Linked DNA regions of Mus musculus: regions 1, 2 and 3 are each linked to region 4. A link is a loop called in an ENCODE intact Hi-C map of the cell type or tissue named here. Cell type or tissue: gastrocnemius. All regions are shown on one strand.

Region 1 (2,500 bases), 120 kb before region 4:
TAAATTCTCCTGGAGTAACGGTTGGGCCAGCCAAATGTGGCCAAATTAACTGAATAATGTCTGCAATTTAAGTTAAGCAGGCTCGTTTATCCCTTGTTATCTTTCTCTCTCTGGCTCAGGTCAGGGCCTCAGATGAAGTACACTAGAGATGCCCTTAGTGGCAGGCAACTGGGGTATTTTTCAGCCTACCACTAGAGGGCACTGCAGTCCTTATTCCCACAGCATCACAACAGCGTGAGCTACAGAGCCTCTCTCTTGAGAGCTGCAGCAAGGCTCACACAATTTTTACTCTTAGTTAAAAGTACATTTTAAGAAAAGTCAAAATAGCAGCTGAATAGTGAAAATATAGACTTCACACTATGAGTTTGAGCTTAACACGATTGTAAATATAAGAGAATTGAAACAATCATTTTTATGTTCTGATATTGGCTCATACTATTCGTGAGTATTTGAAGACTGAGGCTATAACATACAATAAATGTACAGTTATGTCTAATGATCTGAGCAGGTGCATTTTACTCCACCCCATTTGTTTGATTTTAGTTGAATTTTTAAAGTTAGTATCAAATTTCCATTTGAATTTTACTCATTTTCTGGCTCTCATTGTTCCTCTTTGTAGTGGTAGGAGCTCATAAAAAAGCCAAAATGTGGACTGAGAACAAATGTGGAGGGCTGCAGAAATTAGCACAGATACTCTAACTCAGCTCAATTTTAAAGGATAAAATATATAATACAATATATATATTCATATAAAATAATCTCTTAGCTCTTGTAGCATATAGTATATATGTAACTTTTAATTTAAGTTTTTATAGTTATGTATGTTAAGCCATTGGCAGTTTTAAAATATTTGAGGAATAAATAATCATTTTAATTTTAGTTACAATATTTCTTTGTGCTTTTTTAACAGCTTTTACCGTTTTGTTCTGGAGCCAGAGCTGACATCAGGGCCTAACAATCGTCCTTCTCATGGGCCAGTGGCAAAGTTCCTGGACATCCCAGAGTCCCACCTTCTGACTCTCAACATGATCACCCCAGAAGGATGGCTGGTTGAAACAGTACATAGCAACTGTGACCTTGATAATATTAACTTAAAAGATGTAAGTTATTGTGGGAGGTAGCTGAAATGCTCGCTGGTCCCCACATGTGCCTACTCACTGACAACAGCTTTAACAGACCAGGAGCCGCCCTACTCTTTTCTCCTCACACTACACTCCACACTACTCCTTTCTCCATTCTTACTTCTACTTTCAAGCCATGCGTGTATGTACATATATTACATGTATAATAATTTTAGGTGTGTATAGAAATGTAGAAACCACAAATGAGAAAAAACATTTGTCTTTGTGAGCCTGATTTATTTCACTTAACATGAGGCCTTCCGTTGTGATGACATAGTATCATTCCTGTTCATAGCTCTCCCCGTGGCGCCCTCTGTTGGCGAATGCACAGACTGACTTGTAATTTGGCTCATTGTGAGCAGCCTGCAGTAAATGCAGATGTGCAAATATGTCTGTGATGTTGTCTTCAGGCTTTCTCTGACATATACATACTCAGAGGCTGGGTCCCATGGGCATTCTGTTGCTAGCATTTTGAGGGCTCTTCCTATGGGGTTCCAGAGTAGCTCCACAGCTGAATTTATACCACGCTACCTAAATACAGCTGCCCCAGCTTCCCACCAACATCCCTTGTCTATTTTCTGTATGGAAAGCGTTGCACTGGGGTAAGATAGAGCATCATAGTTTCTATGTGCCTCTCCCAATGGCTAGGATGCTGAGCATCTCTCATGTTTACTGGCTATGTGTACTAATCGCTCCAGTATTGCATACTTACTTCATCAGCCCATGTACTGATGTGATTGTTTCATGTTTGGGTATTTAGGATTTTGTCCAATTCTTTATTCTAGACTTTAATCCTCTGTAAATTGTACAGTTAGCAAAGATTTTGTCTTTTACTCAGTTGCTTCCTTTGCTGATCACCTTTTCAAATGTCATTGAATCCCATTTGTCACATCTGGAGATGAATTCCTCAGCTATGGGAGGTCTTTATCTGGAGTGCCTGTCTGCTGATACCATCTCTCCATACTGTTATATCCATTTCAGAGTATCGACTCATATAGTAAGGACTTTGATCCTTTTTAATTTGTTTTTGTGCAGAGTGAAAAATAGAACTTTAGTTATAACTTCTGCATCAGGAGACCTAATTCTCTTGTTACAATTTGTTGAAGAGGCTACTATCTTTTCTGTAGTGGATATTTGGCTATCTTTGCCAAAAGCAGGTCAGAAGCCATGTTGGGTTAATTCTGGGTTCTCATTGCCAAGACTTCTTAAGTTTTTCCACTCATGACCCATTTACACGTAAGGAAATTTTACATGGGCCTGGATCCATGTACTATAAAATTGGTATATAAATCCAGCATTTATTACTAATAAATCATAACTTTATTTTTAAACAAACAATTGATATATACATAATTTTTCCATTTACTAAAGATGAAAGC
Region 2 (2,500 bases), 67 kb before region 4:
GTCTCCCCTCCTGCAGTGAGAGCTGAGGACACTGGTACAGAAATACTTGCAAGTGAATGGACTGACCAAAGTCTAAGCATAACTGTTCCTCCAAAAATGAAGCTCAGCTGTCCACACTCCTTTAAGAATACTGAGACACAATCCACCAAAGATCACAGCTCCTCCTCACGGTTAATACACAGCCTGCATAGAATCTGTCTGCTCCAGGGTTATCAATGTCTATTTAACGCTTTTCTGAACACCTCCACAGGATAAGTATCTCAGACCACTTCTCCCAGAAGTCACAAATTAGTATAGGCTGCTTCGTCAGAAATACGGTTAGCTCCTTGCTTCCCACCTTGACAGGCCCATCAACCTTAAGTCTACAATAAGCTCAGCTTTTTTTCTTTAAAACAACTCTTTGGTCATGGACAAACTAAAAGATTTGTTCCATTTTGTTTCCATTAGAATCCCAAACAAAATTTGTTTTTAATGTTAAAAATAATAATAAAGAAGAGGAGCAGTAAAATAGCTGGTTTAATTGAAGTGGAACTTAAATCTGAACGGTCCGCCTGAGCTGAAGGGGTTAAACCCTTGCCATGAGTTCCAACTTCTGTGGAAGGGGTTGCCACCACCTCCTTGTTGACTCTCTGCATCAAGAGGATCTTCTCCATCATCAAACTTCTTTCTCATTTCTAGAAAAGAAAACAGCAAGTTAAGTCCCACATATTAATCTAAGATATGGGTACGAGGCTTTAATACTCAAATCCATACCTTCTCATTCCCATCTTGTAGAAAGCAATTGCAAAGACAACTCCCAAAGTCATGCTGGGCACCGAGCAGCTCGTCACAACTCTTACACCCAGATGAAGTCCATCAGGCAAGAGCCTCACTGAGTCCCCTCCACAAACTAACTAAGGAGCTTCCTGGAGCTATCTGGCCAACAGGTGGAACACAACATTCCATAAGGCTGTTTCCTCCCGAAATGTAGACACGTGAAGAACACAATGAGGCACTCTCAAGATTGGTGGGAGGGGACAGGACGCCCTTAACACCTCCAAATTCCTAAGGAGGAGCCTGGCTCTGCTCTACAAGTACACAGCACTACAATTTGCAATGCCCTTTGCATCTGAAAAGCAGACCAACACCTACTGTGTTCAATAACAAAGTGCTTACTAGAGTACAACTAGGGACAAAAGGCATTTCAATGCTGTAGTATATAAATGGATACACAGAAAAGATTTGCTCAAGAGGCAAAACTTGATTTCCTCATTGTTAAACCTTTCTAGCTGAAATTAGAATGCCCACCCCCATGCATAGCAAAGGCACAGAAGAGCAGTATGGACGAATCCTTAGCCTGTCTCCTTCACATACTTGTCAACCAGAATGTCTGTTCACGTGACTTGGAGCAAGACTGCTGCTAACGTCCACGGAGGCACAACAGGCCCTGCTGATGATCTAGGCTCCTCTCATCTTTTGTAAGCCAGCTTGACGTACTGGGTTCCTCACCAAGCTCCTGAGACACTTAGAAATTTAGTACCAAGAAAGCTAACAGGAGTCTAAGAAATTTGTGTGTTATGTTCAGTGTTGTTCTTTCACATGATTGCAAAAATAAAAAACCTAAGAAGTGAGAGGAGCTTGATCAAGAAAGAAAACATATTCCATATTCACTATTCTTTCCACTACACCATTTCTCTGAGAGTTCTCACACTGAGGCAGAAAGAGGCTGGTGAGACCACAGCACTCAGCAGCACCCACAGCCCTCCAGCTCGCCCATGCCACTCCACACATCATTGGCCCCCTGCCTGGGATGGGAACAGGCAGAGAGGCTCACTCACTGCACCACTTCAAGAGCAAAGGTACCTGGGTCTGAGAGGACTTCTTTAGCAGCTGCTATGTCAATGAACTTTTTCTCTGCTTTTTTCTTTTCTTCTTCATTCTGGAAATTATCTGGATGCCACTGCAGTGCTAACTTTCGGTATGCTTTAATGATTTCTTGTTTTTTGGCATTTCTAAAGGATGGAGGAAATTATTTAGTTAATTGTCAAGAAAAAAGTATTCCACATTCAATATTCTTTTTACTACACCATGTACCTGAGGATTCCCAAACTCATGTAGAAGAGAAAGGGTCCAATTTCTTTTCATTAAAAAACAAAACAAAACAAAACACACACACACAAGAGCTGTGCTGATAGACCTGTTTCAGAACTCAGTGGTAGAGAGCTTGCCTTGCATATATATCAACCTGAGGTTCATCACAGCACAACAAACAAATACTATAAGCTCTGTGTGTGTGACAGGGAGGAAGGGAGAGAGGGAGGGAGAGAGGGAGGGAGGGAGACCTGACTGTACACAGCCTTCTTTTTCTAGAAATTCCAAAGATGTAAGTCAAAGATCAAAAACTTAGCATACTGTTCTAGACAGTCAACTTTGTTTTTCCTTCCTTTTTGGGCCATAGGGATGGGTGGGGGCAAATACTGAGAATTGTATGCAAGGCAAGTCCACTATCACTGAGCTAAAA
Region 3 (2,500 bases), 76 kb before region 4:
TGCCTCCCAGTTTCTCTCTGATGTAGAAAGATTGGTGGGTAGTGATAGGTCTGAGTTTAGCGCAGACCCTCTGCACTCATCACTTCGCTGGCTGACGTCTGCTGAGGTTCTCTGTTGAGCGCCCCACGCCACCATCAGCACCCTGGCCGTGTGTTCTTGACTGATGTGTCTATGTCAGCACAGGTGTTTTCTAGATCAAGATGATCATTAGGAACTCTGCCCCAAAGCATCTTGTGCCTATTTTATTAATCCTTTTATTATTCTCTTCTATTTATCATCTTGGGAATGGAATTAAGTGGAATTTAAAGAAAGTCAAATTAAAGATCAGGCTGCATTTAATATTTTGACTTTGCCTACAAAGTATCACTTTGTTCTGACCTCCTTTAGCCAGTTAGAGTATGTGACAGCTTAACAGTATGGACGACAGGAGACCTTTGGGGCTATAGCGTCTTCATTAGACTTGAACCTGCATCTGTATGGTACCTGGTGTGAGTGTGAATGCTCTGTCCTCCTGTGTTAGAAAAGGACCATAGATACCTTAGTTTTGTACTTCCATCATAGTAATGGCAGGCACTTTGTGCATGGTGCATAATCTGCCTGTATTATCTAAGTACACTGTAGCTGTCTTCAGATGTACCAGAAGAGGGCGTCAGAGCTCATTACGGATGGTTGTGAGCCACCATGTGGTTGCTGGGATTTGACCTTCAGAAGAGCGGTCGGTGCTCTTAACCACTGGGCCATCTCTCCAGCCCCTACCTGTATTCTTAAAGACCTCTGTCTAGTATACTTAATTTTAAGTAGTATGGGGTTTTAATCTTGTCTTATTTGATTATAGTATTTTAATTTGATTTCACAAAATGCTAATTACATATATATGTGTGTGTGTATATATATATATGTGTGTGTGTGTGTGTGTGTGTATACATGTGTGTGTGTGTATTCACTTCCATAGGCTTGTGTACATTCACATTTATAGGTGGTTAAAAAGACATGTTTATGGTGCATCAGAATGGGTACCAAATGTACAAAGAGCTATCCCCACAGTGAATGACAACATATAGATAATACATTAATAAGCAAGATTATCTGTCAAAATTTAAACGTTTTATATTCCTTGCTGACATTTTAGGTAATTCTGTATTTTGAGATTTCAAATACTAAGTCAGCTTTCCATTCCCTGCAGATTCAGTTCATGATGAACTCTAGCGCGGGTCCAGAAGATGAAACGTGATAAAAATCCGCCACCTGCTGGAGACCTGTGGAACTGCCACGACTAGTAGGCCATTTCATTCACGTTGTTGTCATGAGGTTGACTGCTCATAAGCTTTATTTAAACACATGGAAAGTTGTAAATAACCTCATTTATGTGATTGGTGGACTAGTCCTTTTACCAGCACTTAAGGTGCCGCCGCCGCCGCCGCTGCTGCTATTGTTGTTGTTGTTGCTGTTTTCACCAGCTAATTTGATGTTCTCAGATGTCCTTGAAGGTTTTTGAAGGTCCTTGTTGGTTTAGTATTCCAGCTTCAAGTACACCTATATTTCCTTACTCAAAAAATGCATTTAAAATTACAGAAATTTGTACTTTTTAAGAAAAAGAACTCATAGCTTTCTCTGAATTATTTAAAAGCAAGCCCATTTTATACTTTAACAATCATTAAATGGAAGTCATATTGCACTGTAATCATTTATCTTAAGTCATAGATTTTAATCTTGTGCTATATTTATGTTCTTCTGGATGTTTGGTAGGCATAAGCCATACTGTATGTTTATTTAAAAGGACTAGATATATATTTCACAGAAATAGGGTAAAGGACGTTAAACTGTGTATGCCTATAGAAACTAAGTAAAAGTTTTCCCTGCTGTGTTTAAGTAAATAAATAGGAATACTAAATATTTTTAAACTACTCAAATACTCTATATTTATAGCATCTTGGGACTAAAACATACCTCAGTATCTTTTAAATGTCACCCGCCCAAGTGTGATCTAGATGTATAACCTGTAGCCCCTTGGCTACATGTGTGTGCTGGGCTGTATACATCCCAGGGATAATTCTGACTAAGGCCCAGCATGGCAGGAGATGCAGCATCATGTTGCAGTAGGAAAAGAATGGACACCTCTGACAGGTCCCATGTAACCACGGGAATTCCTCCTCCTGTTTAAAAAGCTCTCCAGATCCTTGAGAAACAGCTCATAGAGCCTGGTGGCTGCCCAGTTCCTCACCTAGAGATGGGCCGGCTCATCTCAGGACAGGTTCGTACACAAATTCCATACTGAGGCAGTTCTCTGTGCCTTGGCTTCTTTCAGCTCTTCAGAATTAAGATTGTAATCCTGAGTATCTGATGGTATAGCCTATAGAGAACTTGAAAAATACACATATTTACCCATTCTCTGTGACAGACTATCCAAAATAAACAGTTTACGGAAGAAAGGGTTTTTCACTCAGGATTTCAGTCCATGGACACTTTCCCACATTGCTTTGGGCTCCTCCCTTATGAGGAG
Region 4 (2,500 bases):
GTTGCATGTATGTATGCATACTCGTATGGGCTGGAGTCCTTATTCCTTTGAGACAATATCTCTCACTGAACCTGGTTAAGGCTGAATGCCCTCAGGCCTCAGCAGTGCTCCTGTTTGTGACTCGCACAGCACAGGGTTGTAAGCTCGTATGGGGCCATGCTGGGTGTATACATTGGTGTTGGGGATTTGACCTCAGATCCTCACGCTTCTGCAGCAAGCACTGTTAACCACCAAGCCGGAGCGCCAGGCTCCAAATGTGGTTTGTTTGTTTCTGTTTACTTGCATTTATTTATTGAGCACATGTATGTGGGCGTGGGTGTGTTCTTTACCCACTGAGCCATCTGCCTGCTCCCCATCTGTGCTTTGGTAGGGAAGAATCACTGTGTATAGGCCAGTGGCTTTGGAGAGTGTTACTACAGGTCTAATTCACAGAAGAAATACTAACAGATTTGGGGTGAAGCTATGATTTGTTTAAAAAATTTGCACATGTGTTATATCCAGAGCCCCTAGTGACATAATGCTAAAATAATTTCAGGACTATGAAATGCAGAAATCAAAAGAGGAAGACTTTCTGAAGCTGTTTGACAGATGGAAAGAGGAGGAGAAGGAGAAGTTACTCGAGGAGATGGAGAAGGTCAAGGGGATGTTTATGAGGGAATTTAAAGAGTTAACTTCTAAGAACTCAGCATTAGAATATGTAAGTATGCAACCTAGACGTCTTCATAGGATCGCTTGCTTTAAGATGGGTGTTAGCATGGCATCATAGCCAGGGGTCAGGTCGTTTACATGCCAAGTATACACCACCCCTCCTCCCCGGGCATCCCAGGTCGCAAGAGGCGCTGAGGAGGTAGAGCAGGTGAGCGAGACTGTTTTGTTGTGAGTGGGTGGTCTGTCCCCAGACCCTAGAACAGAACCCCTGTGGGTGTATCTGTTCCACCCAAGAGGAAACTTCCTCACCTGGTTAGGTTTAAATAGCCTTAAACCACAAACCCTTGAACGAATTCTAGAATGTTCCAAGTAGTGGGTGGAAAGGCTGATACAGATCACCAAGGCAGCAGAAGAGGAAGAGTATTTGCTAGCCCTCTCCTCGGTCCACACCTGACCTTTGAGGAGGATCGGGTCTCTAAAGTAAGCAGGAACCGGCAAGGGGGCCCTGTGCCGTGTGGGAACAGCTGTGGTCCACAGACACCTCCACATCCTCTGTGCTGATCCAGTTCCTGAGGAGAAAAGGAGGGAAATGAGGTCGATCCTTGGGCTCCCTCTAGGGGCGGACGAGTTTCAGAAGCAAAACTAAACACAACACCAGAATCCTTTTATTTATTTTCCTTTCCTGCTCAGGATCTCGTCCAAGACGCCATGTTACAGTGGGTCATTCCGACTCCTTAGGCTTTTCTGTGGCCGGGGATAGTTTGTCAGCCTTGTTGTTGTGGAAGCTAAAGATCTGAAGTGCGGGTTGTTTGTATGGCAAGTCCCGTTGCTGGGGTTCATCTGACTAGTGACAGGGTAACGTGATTAGTCAGCGTTTCTGTGGAGTGGATCTCGGAGACAGTGTGTCGCTTCGTCGAATTGTACCAAGGTCACACATGGTCTCCGTGGTCTAAGGCTTTCACTTTGGCCTTGCCACCCGGAGCTGTAGTATTGGTAGGAAGGAACTTCTGTACGGAGAAGTTTCTTTGCACTTTCAGCGGTTGCAGTGAACGGACAACGAAGTAGTGGTATAATGTCCGTGATGTTAACTTTATCGCCTGTTGTTGTCTGAGATTTTTTTTTCCATAATTAACTTTAGGGAAATTAAAACATTTATATCCCTGGTGGATTTACTGGTATGGCCTCTGGGCAGTGTTCGTCTTCTATTGCAATATCGTAACTTCTCAGAAGTGTCACAGGCGTGGTGATACACCCCTGCAATCCAGCACTGGGAGGCTGAGGCGGGGTCAGCCAGAGTTCAAGTCCAGTTGGGCCAAGGCAGCAAGATCTGCCTTAAAAAAAATAAACAGAAAGAGGAGATATACCCAGTTCCTCTCACAGATGTTTCTGTCAAGAATTTAAAGACCCATCGTCAGAGGTCAGAGGTTGGCTTGGGGAGTGGGTGAGGGGGCAGAGAGATGGCCAGCGAGTAAAGCAGCTGTGTGCAAGCCGGCTTCAGTCCGCTCTCAGTCCCTGAAATGCGCAGAAAGGCAGAAAGTGAGACTGGACTACGGTTGTCCTCTGACATGGACATGGGCATACCCTGGCTCCCAGTAACAAACCATTTTAAAAAAACATGAGTCTCCTTCCCATTTTTTCCACATTCTGGTGGAGATATCAAAGATCAGAGACTGGTAGAAAAAGAGCAAAGCGGAGGAGACAGGCAAGGGGTGTCCGGAGGGAGAGGGATGGCTGAACGCGGCTTTGTGCTTCTGGCTTCTTCGCTGTTGCCGTTAAGTCAATGTCTGACGTTTCTCTTGGTGATTCTTTTCATCCATAGCAGTTGTTAGAAATACAGAAGTCTAACATCCAG

Evidence for each region. A loop is a pair of places that touch in the nucleus more often than their neighbours do. Peaks named below come from ENCODE experiments on the same cell type or tissue, not always from the same donor. Only the 100,000 strongest peaks of a DNase experiment are listed, where the experiment ranks them.
Region 1: it touches region 4 in a loop (3-fold over the local background); 11 of 42 quality-filtered maps call a loop at or near these places.
Region 2: a loop joins it to region 4, with 2.4 times the contacts of the local background. A loop is called at or near these places in 16 of 42 quality-filtered maps.
Region 3: it touches region 4 in a loop (2.2-fold over the local background); 16 of 42 quality-filtered maps call a loop at or near these places.

The regions. Positions count from the first base shown.
Region 1 is chr14:119,025,022-119,027,521 of GRCm38, reverse strand. Uggt2 (UDP-glucose glycoprotein glucosyltransferase 2) reads left to right here. Exons shown (of 39, transcript NM_001081252.2): 27 at 911-1,100. Among named protein-coding and RNA genes, the nearest start is that of Gm16835, 73 kb to the left of the region's middle. In gastrocnemius, a CTCF peak has its summit at 1,441 (motif pointing left); DNase peaks (open chromatin) are centred at 184 and 1,447.
Region 2 is chr14:118,976,201-118,978,700 of GRCm38, reverse strand. Dnajc3 (DnaJ heat shock protein family (Hsp40) member C3) reads right to left here. Exons shown (of 12, transcript NM_008929.3): 11 at 1,843-1,991; 12 at 1-674. The coding sequence ends at 517. Among named protein-coding and RNA genes, the nearest start is that of Dnajc3, 40 kb to the right of the region's middle. In gastrocnemius, no CTCF peak of the experiment used is centred here; no DNase peak of the experiment used is centred here.
Region 3 is chr14:118,985,597-118,988,096 of GRCm38, reverse strand. It overlaps Uggt2 (UDP-glucose glycoprotein glucosyltransferase 2), which reads left to right. Exons shown (of 39, transcript NM_001081252.2): 39 at 1,184-2,500. The coding sequence ends at 1,206. Among named protein-coding and RNA genes, the nearest start is that of Dnajc3, 49 kb to the right of the region's middle. In gastrocnemius, CTCF peaks have their summits at 627 (motif pointing right) and 1,245 (motif pointing left); a DNase peak (open chromatin) is centred at 1,252.
Region 4 is chr14:118,909,539-118,912,038 of GRCm38, reverse strand. Dzip1 (DAZ interacting protein 1) reads left to right here. Exons shown (of 22, transcript NM_025943.3): 7 at 536-697; 8 at 2,468-2,500. Among named protein-coding and RNA genes, the nearest start is that of Dzip1, 15 kb to the left of the region's middle. In gastrocnemius, a CTCF peak has its summit at 1,257 (motif pointing left); a DNase peak (open chromatin) is centred at 1,236; H3K4me3 peaks cover 606 bases; H3K27ac peaks cover 1,003 bases.